Linked DNA regions of Homo sapiens: region 2 is linked to region 1. The links are chromatin contacts, found by Hi-C or POLR2A ChIA-PET in ENCODE. All regions are on one chromosome and are shown on one strand. Each heading gives the region's core, a stretch centred on a gene start or an enhancer-like site at or near the end of the contact. The rest is flanking DNA. Distances are from core to core; before and after follow the strand shown. Region 1 holds the start of SVOP (SV2 related protein). Region 2 holds the start of ALKBH2 (alkB homolog 2, alpha-ketoglutarate dependent dioxygenase).

The links. A loop is a pair of places that touch in the nucleus more often than their neighbours do. ChIA-PET counts read pairs that join two places held with the same protein, here RNA polymerase II (POLR2A). Pooled maps may share reads with other maps.
Region 2: a loop to region 1 is called in a map of dorsolateral prefrontal cortex, with 7 times the contacts of the local background. The contact joins the promoter of ALKBH2 here to the promoter of SVOP in region 1. A Hi-C loop is called at or near these places in 4 of 168 maps with a recorded cell type or tissue (K562, dorsolateral prefrontal cortex and posterior cingulate gyrus), 1 of 37 single-sample maps with no recorded cell type and 6 of 50 pooled maps. POLR2A ChIA-PET finds 5 or more read pairs at or near these places in 6 of 52 experiments (B cell, BJ, Caco-2 and 3 more).

The regions. Positions count from the first base shown.
Region 1 is chr12:109,017,109-109,023,095 of GRCh38, reverse strand. It overlaps SVOP (SV2 related protein), which reads left to right and starts at 2,028. Exons shown (of 16, transcript NM_018711.5): 1 at 2,028-2,262. The coding sequence starts at 2,228. It also overlaps a transcript of USP30 not described here.
Region 2 is chr12:109,089,974-109,095,488 of GRCh38, reverse strand. It overlaps ALKBH2 (alkB homolog 2, alpha-ketoglutarate dependent dioxygenase), which reads left to right and starts at 2,017. Exons shown (of 4, transcript NM_001145374.2): 1 at 2,017-2,242; 2 at 2,552-2,982; 3 at 5,282-5,480. The coding sequence starts at 2,703.

The DNA of each region.
Region 1 (5,987 bases), core at 779-3,278:
TGGGGATACTGACAAGTGTTTGGATTGGATGTCTTTAGATAAGTGTCCACCCTCTTAGCCAATCAGCTGTGGCCAGGAATCATGTGATACCAAATGTAGTGCACAGCAGGGATGGGGGAGAGATTCCTTTAGAAATAAGTGTGGGTGGGACAACTTGTGATTGACTCCAGTATGAGGTGAGAAGGAGCCATGAATAAGTTCAAACTATCATTGTGACAGACACATAGTTGTTGCTCATTAATATTTACTAGATAAATAATACATTGGAGCTTGAGTACCACTGTATAATTGGTTTTCCCAACATTAGATTTGTTTAAAGTTATCCAATGTTTCAATAGTTCCAATTTCTCCTACTATACCCGCAATGGATGGTTTCTTTTGAGACACTCAGAGAAAGCCTAGCATTTAAGGGCGCAGGTTGTGGAGATAGACTGCCGGGGTTTTAAGTCCAGATCAACTCTTTCCTGTCCTCATGACCTTGTGCAAGCAAATCTACCCTTCTCTGAGCCTTGTTTCCTCATCTTACAAAATAAGGATAAAAATCACACCTGCTCATAGGATTGTTGCAAAGATCAAGGGGACCATGGTGAAGTACATATCCGGGTGCCTGGCACACATTCAATTTTGGATTTTCAAGTCCTTTTATGGATTCGATGTGAGATTGTTTTCAGTTCTCAGATTGGTTTTCTTGTTCCCTCTTCCAACTTCCCCCACCCTTTGTCAACAATTAAAGAAAAAAAGAAAAAAATGTTTCCTTCTTCCTTTAGTTCCTTGTAAGTGTCCATTCAACGGTCATTCTCATAGCTTTTGCCAGTTGCCATCATGGATCATCTTAGTAGTTTTCTGTTGTATAATTTTCCAGCTTTTCTTTTCATTTGTTCACACTTGATCAGGGGTTTCCACTTCATGGTGCTGGGGAGCTTTTAAAAAATACCCTGAGGCCGGGCGCAATGGCTCACATCTATAATCCCAGCATTTTGGGAGGCCGAGATGGGAGGATTGCTTGAGGCCAGGAGTTCTAGATCAGCCTGGGCAACAAAGCAAGACCCCATCTCTACAATAAATAAATTAGCTGGGTATGCTGGGATGAGCCTGTGATCCCAGCTACTAGGGAGGTTGAGGTGGGAGGATTGCTTTAGCCCAGGTGGTTGGGGCTGTAATGAGCCATGATCATGCCACTGCAACTCCAGCCTGGGCAACAGAGCAAGAACTTGTCTCAAAAATAAATAAATAAATATTGAAAAAATAAAAAATACCCAGGCTTGGCCTCCACCTCCCGAGAGTTGAGTTCAATTGGTTTGAAATGGAGCCAGGCAATTCTTATATGCAGCCTGAACTGAGAACCATTTATTCAACAAATATTTATGGGGTACCTTCTATGTGCCAGACACTGTTCTAGTACTTGGGACACATCAGTGAAACCTCATGGAGCTTAAGTTCTAAAGGGGTCAGAAATTCTAGTGAGAGGTGGCTTAGGGGAACCATTAAACTATCTAGGATCTTGAAGGCAGAGACTTTATTTTACTCATGTTTTTATTCCCCAGGGTCAGGGCTGTAGAATTCACCCAATAACGCTTGTTGAAAGAATGAGTGATCTTTGGCCTTCTCATACCTAATTTACATTTTTCTTTTCTTGATTCATTTCACTAGACCCTTAGCTCCACGATGACAATGACAGGTCGAATTTGTTCTGTCATACCCCCAGTGCCTATTACAGTGCCTGGCACATAGGTGCTCAGTAAACCGTACTTAAATGCATGCCTGTATTTGTTACAGCAGCCTGGGTTTCAAGAGTGTTATACGGATAACATTAATGAATCCACGCAAATAAACATTTAGACACGCATCGTCAATCAAAGGGTGCTCACTGGTACCCGGACAACCATTTCACAGACTGGTGTGCCCTATAGGCATCCCAGTGATACACCATCAGCCAGAGAGCCTGTGAACTCTTCCAAGCAGAAGGGCTCTCCCTGCCCCCTCTCCCCGCGCAGCTCGCTCTGCCCTCCGCCTCCTCTTCTCCGCCCACTCTCGCCGCGGTCTCCTGGCGGCGGAGGCTTTGTCTCGTGGGCTGGTCCCCAGCGGCTCCCTCCCCGAACAGCTGCTGCTCCAGGGAGGAAGCGGCGCGGGTGCTGTCCAGCTTCCCGGTGCTGAAAACCGGAGGGCTCGTCATCCACCACTACCATGTAAGGGCCATGAGAAGGGCTCATCCTGGCGCAGCGCGGACATGGAGGAGGACTTATTCCAGCTAAGGCAGCTGCCGTGAGTATCATGGGGGCGAGCAAGAGGCAGACAGGCTTTCTTTTAAAAAACGAAAACCTGCAAGGGGGGTGGGGGGGGGTACATCTCTGCATGGTTTCTTGAATTTAAAGGGAACTGTTTCAGAGGAAGGAATTAGGGCCTGGAGGAGACAAGCCATTTTCTTTCCCCAGCAGCCCAGCCTCTGTATCTCTGACTCAGTTCCATTTATCAGATCTGTCAGGACCTTATGGGGGAACCACGGGGGTTATGATTCCCCTTTTAATTGCTCTCAATCCTAAAAGGATTTTCAGATGTGAGCTTTAAGAAAGCATTAGCTGCTGTTTTGAAATGTGGACAGAATTGGTGAGTCTATGCAATGACATCGGTCCTTTCCAGCCCTAATCCTATGCTGTGAAATCCATAATTTTTCTGCAAGGTCTTTTGGAAGGGAATGATACTGATGCTGCAAACTGGTTGATAAAAAAAACTGGGATGCCTTCCTAGAGGAGAGGGTTGGGCAAAGTCCTGTTGTTTATGAAGTGTGTGAATGAGAGGGCTGTGCACGGTCGGTGAAACCTCTTGCCTTCTTCTGAATGAAAGGTTTTTGTAGCAGCTAGCTAGAGTGAGACTCACTGTCGGAACATCAGGAATATACTGCTTTGAGGATGGCGATTTTTAAGAAAAACCAAATTTGCTCTGAGAATCTGGGGGAAATATCAAGCAACCGAAAGGACAGGGGCCTTGTAGAGGGGCTTACAGATTTTTCCTACCACAAGCAGATAGTGATTTGTTAAGTAAATTCCAAGAGTATGAGAGGGGGCATTAAAAAGAACATTGGTGGGGCAGGGGTTGTTTTAATTTTTAGAAGCACTAGCCATTTGAGTGGTAAGAGTAGATTCCCTTTGGGATTGTTAGAAAGGATAAATTATAGTTAGTGTGTGTGTATTTTCTTGATTTTAAAAATGGTGGATTATTTTTTTCTATAATCTACTGAGGAATTCTCCCAAGTGACTTTTAGTGTGACTGATACAGTTCTCTGAGGCTGTGAGTACTGAAGGGGATTGTAATGTTTACTTTTCAATCAGAGTAAAATTAGTTTTCACCAAAATTTTTAATTAATTTAAAATTTGCTTTAAAGTTTTACTAATTGATCCACAAATAGTATATCTGATTATGTAATACAGCATTATTTCACAAATGCTAGAGGATGTTCAGTAATAATATCCAGACGTAGATATAACAGTACATAAAAATGTAAAGGTCTGATTACAAATTTCCCAAGGAAAACATACAACTTTTATTGAGAATAAATATCATGTTCAAAAATAAAATGATTACCCCCAATAAAAAATAATTTAATATCAGAAATGTGAACTTTGGTACTCAGAATTAGACTACATATTGGAACTGTGGTTTTCCTGGGATAAATTTTTCAATAATGTCAGAGGATGTGAACTTTTCAAAGATTCATGTGTATATGAACTTTGCAAAAGGGTCATGTATATTTAATCTACTAATATATAGACCTGACATTATCATGACAATTCCTTCTTTAATTAAAAAAAGCAAAAATAAGAAGTTTTCACTTATTTAAATGTAAAAATTTAGGTTTTTATAGGAATATAATACAATGTACCAATAAATAAAGGTAAATAAAGTTCAAAGAGAAGCACAAGAATAAAGAGTAAGTCTCCTTTCTTTTCAAACCCCAGTTCTATTCCCCAGAGTTAAGTTTCTTGATTATTCTTTCTGGTGCTTAATAGGCATAAATACATATATTATCTATTAGGCCAAATTGTGTACTGGTTAAGTACATTATCTCTTGAATCAGACATACTTGGGTTCAAATCCTTACTATGCCACTTCCTGGCTGTGTGACTTTAAGCAAGTGACTTAACCTTTCTGAGACTCAGTTTCCTTAGCTACACAATGAGGATCATAACAGTACTTAATTCATAAGGTTATTGTGAAGATCAAATGAGATAATGTATGCCAAATGCCGGGCAGACACAAAGCACTCAATGCATATTAGCTATTACTATTATTACATCTGAAAAATCATTTATATAAACAAAATATGTAGGTTTACTGTACTGGACTCCCTCAAAATCTTAATCTGCAAACCCCAAATGACATTTGAATGAAGTCAAAATTAGCCCTGAAATGTGTTGACCTCAATTTCTAAAAAAAGAGTAAGCTAAAAGGAATGGCCACATGAATCTGAGTGGGTTACAAATCACGATTTAGATGTTTTTTAAACCACACCCTTCGTATATTATGCACAGATTGCAGGCAGCAGATTTCCCGAGAGCAATATGGCTAAAAAAAAATTCAGAGTGCCTTGTAGAGGGTTGGCAAGAGTGGACTTTGGAATAGGCTCAGTCCCGTGGGAGGCCAAGTGTTAGCAGATTATAAGCCACTAAGTAGTTCACATGGTTGGGGAATGGGGAAAGGGAGTGAGGGAGTCTAAGAAACAGTCCTTCCTCACACTTGAAGGAACCCTCACACAGCTCTGGGGTGGTTCATTTGAGACCACAAAAGACCATTGTTTTTCACATGCTGTCCACTCTGGGACAGCACCACATAGAGGAGATTTGGGAGGCTGAGAGTTTGCATCCAGTTCTGCCTTTTTGTGTGACCTTGTGCAAATCAGACTTTTCTAGGTCTGTTCTTTCTAGGATGATTTCTTGAAAGCAAGTTTGCAGACACTGATTGATCGATTCATTCATTCATTCATTCATTCATTCATCCATCCATTCTTTCACTGATTTACTTAGATACCATCCTAGGTACAAAGGATTCTACAGCTGAGTAAGGTAGAATGGTTCTTGCGCTTAAGCACCTCGCAATCTAGAGCTGCAATGTCCAATAGTACATTTAGCCACTAGCTACATGTGGCTATTTAAATTTAAACTTAAATGAATTTAAAGTATGCATTTTGTACATGAAATAATTTATATAGTATAATAAAGAATATAAAATGTATATATAATATACAATAGAAAATATGTGGCCAGGTGCAGTGGGTCATGCCTATAATCCCAGCACTTTGGGAGACCGAGGTGGGTGGATCATTTGAGGTCAGCAGTTCGAGACAAGCCTGACCAACATGGTGAAACACTGTCTCTACTAAAAATACAAAAAAAATTAGTCAGGCATGGTGGCACATCCCAGCTACTTGGGAGGCTGAGGCAGGAGAATCTCTTGAACCTGGGAGGCAGAGGTTGCGGTGAGCAAAGATTGTGCCACTGCACTCCAGCCTGGGCAACACAGTGAGACTCTGTCTCAAAAAAAATGTGTGTGTATATATATAATGTAAAATTTTAAAAAAATCTGTCCCTCAGTCATACTAACCACATTTCAAATACTCAATAGCTACATGTGGCTAGTGGCTACTATATTGGACAGCATACGTGTAGGCCAGCAGTCCCCAACTTTTTTGGCTCCAGGGACTGGTTTCTTGGAAGACAATTTTTCCATGGATGGGGGTGGTTAGGTAGGGGGATGGGGTTGGGGTTTCAGGATAAAACCATTCCACCTCAGATCTTCAGGCATTAGATTCTCATAAGGAGCCTGCAACTTAGACCCCTTGTGTGTCAGTTCACAATAGGGTTCACGCTCCTATGAGAATCTAATGCCGCTGCTGATTGACAGGAGGTGGAGCTTGGGCGGTAATGCTCACTCACCCAAGGCTCACTGTGCAGCCCGGTTCCTAACAGGCCAGAGACCGTTACGGGTCCTTGGCC
Region 2 (5,515 bases), core at 768-3,267, 72 kb before region 1:
CACTATGACCCAGCACTCCCACACCTAGGCATTATTTACCCAAGGGAAATGAAAAACTATATTCACAAAGCTTGTATGTGAATGTTTATAGTGATTTTACTCATAGTAACCTAAAATCAGAGAAACAACCCTATGTGGGGCCTACTCCTGTGGGGCATCCCTTCTATACCAGTAATAAAAAGGAACAAATAAGTAATACAAATGTGCATATACGACTGGGCACAGCGGCTCATGACTGCAATTCCAGCACTTTGGGAGGCCAAGGCAGGCGGATTTCTTCAGCTCACCAGCTGAAGACTATGGAGACCAGCCTGGGCAACATGGCAAAAACCCATCTCTACAAAAAATACAAAAATTAGCCGGGTGTAGTGGTGCATGCCTGTAGTCCCAGCTACTTGGGAGGCTGAGGTGGGAGTGGAGCCTGGGAAGTGGAGGTTGCAGTGAGCCGAGATCATGCAACTGCACTCCAGCTTAGGCAGTAGAGCCAGACCTTGTCTCACAAAAAAAAGCGGGGAGGTGGGGGGGCGCATAAATGAATCTTAAAAGCAATATGCTTAAGTGAAAGAAGTCCCACAAAGGCATTTCTCATAGAGGCTGAGAGGTCCGAGGTTGAGGGGCTGCATCTGGTGAAAACCCTCTTGCTGGTGGGGACTCTGTTGAGTCCTGAAGCCGTGTAGGGCATCACATCGCGAGGGGCCTGAGTGTGCTAGCTCAGGTCTCTCTTCTTCCTTTTATAAAGCCACCAGTCCCACTCCCACGGTAACCCATTAACCCATTAACCCCTGAGCCCATTAATCTATTAATTCATTTATGAGGACATTATGACAGAGCTCTCATGTCCCAATCACCTCTTCAAGGCCCCACCTCTCAATACTGCCACACTGAGGATTAAATTTCAACGCGGATTTTGGAGGAACAGATATTCAAACCACGGCAATTCCCTGTATATGAAATTCTGGAAAAGGCAAAACTATAGGGAGAGAAGACAGATCAGTGGTTGCTGATGCTGGGTGATGGGCGAAGTTGATTAAGAGGCTGGAGCAGTTTTATGGAGGGACGGAACTGTCTTAGATCTTGATTGTGGTGGTGATCATACAATATTGTACATTTGTTGAAATCTGTCAAAACAAAGCCTCTGATCTCATGGAGCTTTCGTTCCATTGAGGGGAGACAGAGTAAATAAAAATTAGGAGCCGGTCGTGGTGGCTCACGCCTGTAATCCCAACAATTTGGGAGGCCCAGGTGGGAGGATCACTTGAGCCCAGGAGCTTGAGACCAGCCTGGGCAACATAGCAAGGCCCTATCTCTACTAAAAATAATAAAAAAATTATTTAGGGTGGGGTGGGATGTGCCTGTAGTCCCAGCTACTCCAGAGGCTGAGACGGGAGGATCGCTCTAACCCAGGAGTTCAAGGCTGCAGTGAGCTATGATCATGCCATTGCATTCCAGCTTGGGCAACAGAGTGAGATCCTGTCTCAAAAAAACAAAACAAACAAGAACAACATCAAAAAACAAGAAAACAAAGAAAAACGAGCAATAATGGAACCAACATTTATTTAGAGGACAGAGCATTTCTCATGCATCCTGTCATCTCCTCAGGCGCTCTCATGACATAGGTGCTGTAGTCCGCACTTCACAGATGAGGCAACTTAACCCCAGAGAGGTTAAGTGACCTGTGGGAGGCCACACAGCCAGGGCGGAGGAGACAGAAACAGAATCCACGATATCCGACTGCAGAACTCCTGCTCCCACTCGTGACAATATACTGGTGGCCCAACGCCCTTTCCGGACACCAAAGTAACCCTCACTGAGAAGTGACGCCAAGCCACAGTTCTCACCCCAGCCGTGATTCTCGACAGTGGCCCAACAGGTGATCAACGGGAAAGCGGCAGTGCTTGCCACACACGGGAGGCCAGCAGGTGGCACCAGGGGGCCGCCCGGCTGCTCTCTTTGCGCCCTAGCCTGCCGTAGTTCCCAGCGTGCTCCGGAAGTGACGCGACCGATTCGCTGGGGCGCGTCTTTCCCACCACGAGGCCACCAGGGTGACTGCGGGATTCCGATCTGCGCCGGAGCTGCGATGCTAGAGCACTCTTGCCACCCCCACCCCACGGACGTGTTGCAGTGATATCAGAATTTTGCGTGCGGTTTACCCGTGTTTAACCTCTTTGCGTCTCGCTTCTGAATCGTATCCACTTGAGCATCACTAGACTGATCTATTTTAACACTGGTGGGGGGCAGCGAGGTCAGTTATGGGTCCTTCCTCCTTAAAGGGGTGGACAGTTGACTTTGGGCAAACCTCTTCGCCTCTGTGGGCAACAGTTTCCCCTTCTGCAAAATGAGGGTTTGGATTGTAGTTTCTAAGTTTAGCTGTGGCGTGCGAATTCCCAGGAGGTAGTTCTTTAAAAATTCAGGTGCTCAGGCGTGGAGTGCAGACCTCTGGGTTTTTGCAAGCTAGCCAGCTGATTCTGATGCACAGGTGGACGTGGGAGACCCTGGATCAGATTGTCCCTAGGGTCCCTTCCGGCTTTAACATCTTCTGTTTCCTTTCTAGGACATGGTTTTAAACTTTAAAATGAAAATGTGAAACTAGGAATGTTGCTGTGAGACCCCTTGGACAAACAGATTTTTGCACTGGGGATAGAACTTGAGCAATTTCTGTCTTGGCCTCGCCACTGACGTCCCTTCTTTCCTGTGGGGACAGGATGGACAGATTCCTGGTGAAAGGGGCTCAAGGGGGCCTTTTGAGGAAGCAGGAGGAGCAAGAGCCAACTGGAGAAGAGCCAGCTGTGTTGGGAGGAGACAAAGAAAGCACAAGGAAGAGGCCCAGGAGAGAGGCCCCAGGGAATGGAGGCCACTCAGCAGGCCCTAGCTGGCGGCACATTCGGGCTGAGGGCCTGGACTGCAGTTACACAGTCCTGTTTGGCAAAGCTGAGGCAGATGAGATTTTCCAAGAGTTGGAGAAAGAAGTAGAATATTTTACAGGTAAGCAGAGGGGTGTGTGTGTGTGTGTGTGTGCATTGAGGGCTTGTTTGGTGCAATTAATGATCGTATGTTTGGAGAAATCTGAACTCAGGATCCATTATTTACTGATGGGTTCACTAATGGATTCATCCAATATTCTCTGAGCACCTCTGGGCTAAGCCCCTTAGGTGCTTGGGACATAAACTTGAAAGAAACTGGATTGCCTGTCTACTAGGAGCTGACAGATGACTCGAGTGAATCTCTCCTTGGCTACTGATGAGTATCTTCTGGGAAAGTTTACAAAACAAAGTAAAAAAACGTGCTGGGTTCTACTGCAGAGCACTTCAATCAGAATCGCTCCGAGTGCAGGCTGACCACTTGTTTGTTTAAAAAGCTTCCAGGTGATTCTCATGGGCAGTCAGGGTTTGAGAATCACTGGTCTCATAGGAGAGATGGCAAATAACCAGGTAATTTCTCCACACCAGTGGTTCTCAGCATCACCTGGTGGACTTGCTGTTGGCAGGACTTGGATTGCTGGACCCTACCCCTGTGGTTTAGTTTAGTTTCTAAGGAGAGTCCAGGTGCTGCTGGTCTGGGGAGCACATGTTGAGAACCACACCTCTATCCTGTAATGAGGACACAAGGATCTGGCAGAGAGGCATAGAAAAGCCCACAGGAAGCTAGGCGTGGTGGCTCGCGCCTGTAATCCCAGCACTTTGGGAGCCCGAGACGGGCGAATCACTTGAGGTCAGGAGTTCGAGACCAGCTTGGCCAATATGGTGAAACCCTATCTCTACTAAAATACAACAACAACAACAAAAAATGAGCTGTGCGTAGTGGTGCATGCCTGTAGTCCCAGCTACTTGAGAGGCTGAGGCAGGACAATCACTTGAAACCGGGAGGCAGAGGTTGCAGTGAGCCGAGATCGCACCACTGCACTCCAGCCTGGGCAACAGAGTGAGACTGTGTCTCAAAACAAAACAAAACAAAAAACGAAAGCCCACAGGCCAGGCACGGTGGTACACACCTGTAATCCCAGCTACTCTGGAGGCTGAGGCAGGAGGATCACTTGAGGCCAGGAGTTCAAGTCCAGCCTGGGCAACATAGTGAGACCCCCTCGTCACTTTATTCTTTTATGCTTTGAGACAGGGTCTCGCTCTGTCACCTAGGCTGGAGGGCAGGGGCACGATCTTGGCTCACTGCAGCCTCGTCCGCCTGGGCTCAAGTGATTCTCCCACCTCAGCATCCTAAGTAACTGGGACCACAGATGTACACCACCAAGCCTGGATAATTTTTAAATTATCTGTAGGTCTCACTGTGTTACCCAGGCTGTTAATTGAACTCCTGGCCTTGAGTGATCCTCGCCTTGGCCTCCCAAAGTGCTGGGATTGCAAGCATGAGCCAGCGCGCCTGGCTCACCATCTCTTTAAAAAAAGAAATGCCCACAAGAGACCCCAGCAGTGTGAGCCCCATCTTTCATGGGGTCACATGCCCTTAGTCCCTACAGTTGACAAGCTATCCTAGCCTGTAAACTAACTTTATCGTGTTCCAATTTCAGCCTCTTTATTCTGCCCTTACTGTAGTTAAGGCAGTTAAGTTACAGTGTTCACTAAAAAAATGGCCCAGGACCATGTTTCTCTCCTTGTAGAACAAGAGTCACTGTTCTTACATGAACATTTGGGGCAGTTGGCTTGGTGCAGTGGTGCACACCTATAATCCCAGACTTTGGGAGACTGAGGTGGGCGGACCACTTGAGCCCAGGAGTTCAAGACCAGTCTAGGCAACATGATAAAACCCTGTGTCTTACAAAAAAATACAAAAAAAGTTAGCCGGGCATGGTGGCATGCCCCTGTGGTCCCAGCTACTCAGGAGGCTGAGGCAGGAGGGCTGCTGGAGCCCTGGAGGTGGAGGTTGCAGTGAGCTTACAAAAAAGTTAGCCAGGCATGGTGGCACGCCCCTGTGGTCCCAGCTATTCAGGAGGCTGATGCGGGAGGATTGCTGGAGCACGGGAGGTGGAGGTTGAAGTGCGCTGAGATTGTGCTACTGTACTCCAGCCTGGGTGACACAGGGAGACCCTGTCTCAAAGAAAACAAAACAAAAAGAAAATTTGGGGCAAGCCAAAATGATGATTGAAGAGGGGTTTAAATTGCATGGAATGACGGGGAAATGTTATTCCTTACTTCCCTTTCAATCTTGAATACCCAGGGAGCATGTATGTGGGGCACTGGATTTCTGGTGATGGCAGTGCGGGTTGGGGGGGGCATCTGGATTTCTAGATGGGGGTCAGGTAGAAAGGAACTGCCATGTTTCCTCTGCACAGGAGCACTGGCCAGAGTCCAGGTATTCGGGAAGTGGCACAGTGTGCCCAGGAAGCAGGCAACGTATGGCGACGCTGGGCTGACCTACACATTTTCAGGCCTCACGCTGTCTCCAAAGCCCTGGATCCCAGTTCTAGAGCGCATCCGGGATCACGTCTCTGGGGTGACTGGACAGACCTTCAACTTTGTGCTCATCAACAGGTGACACCCTGTTTAGTGGACTCAATGTTACAAGT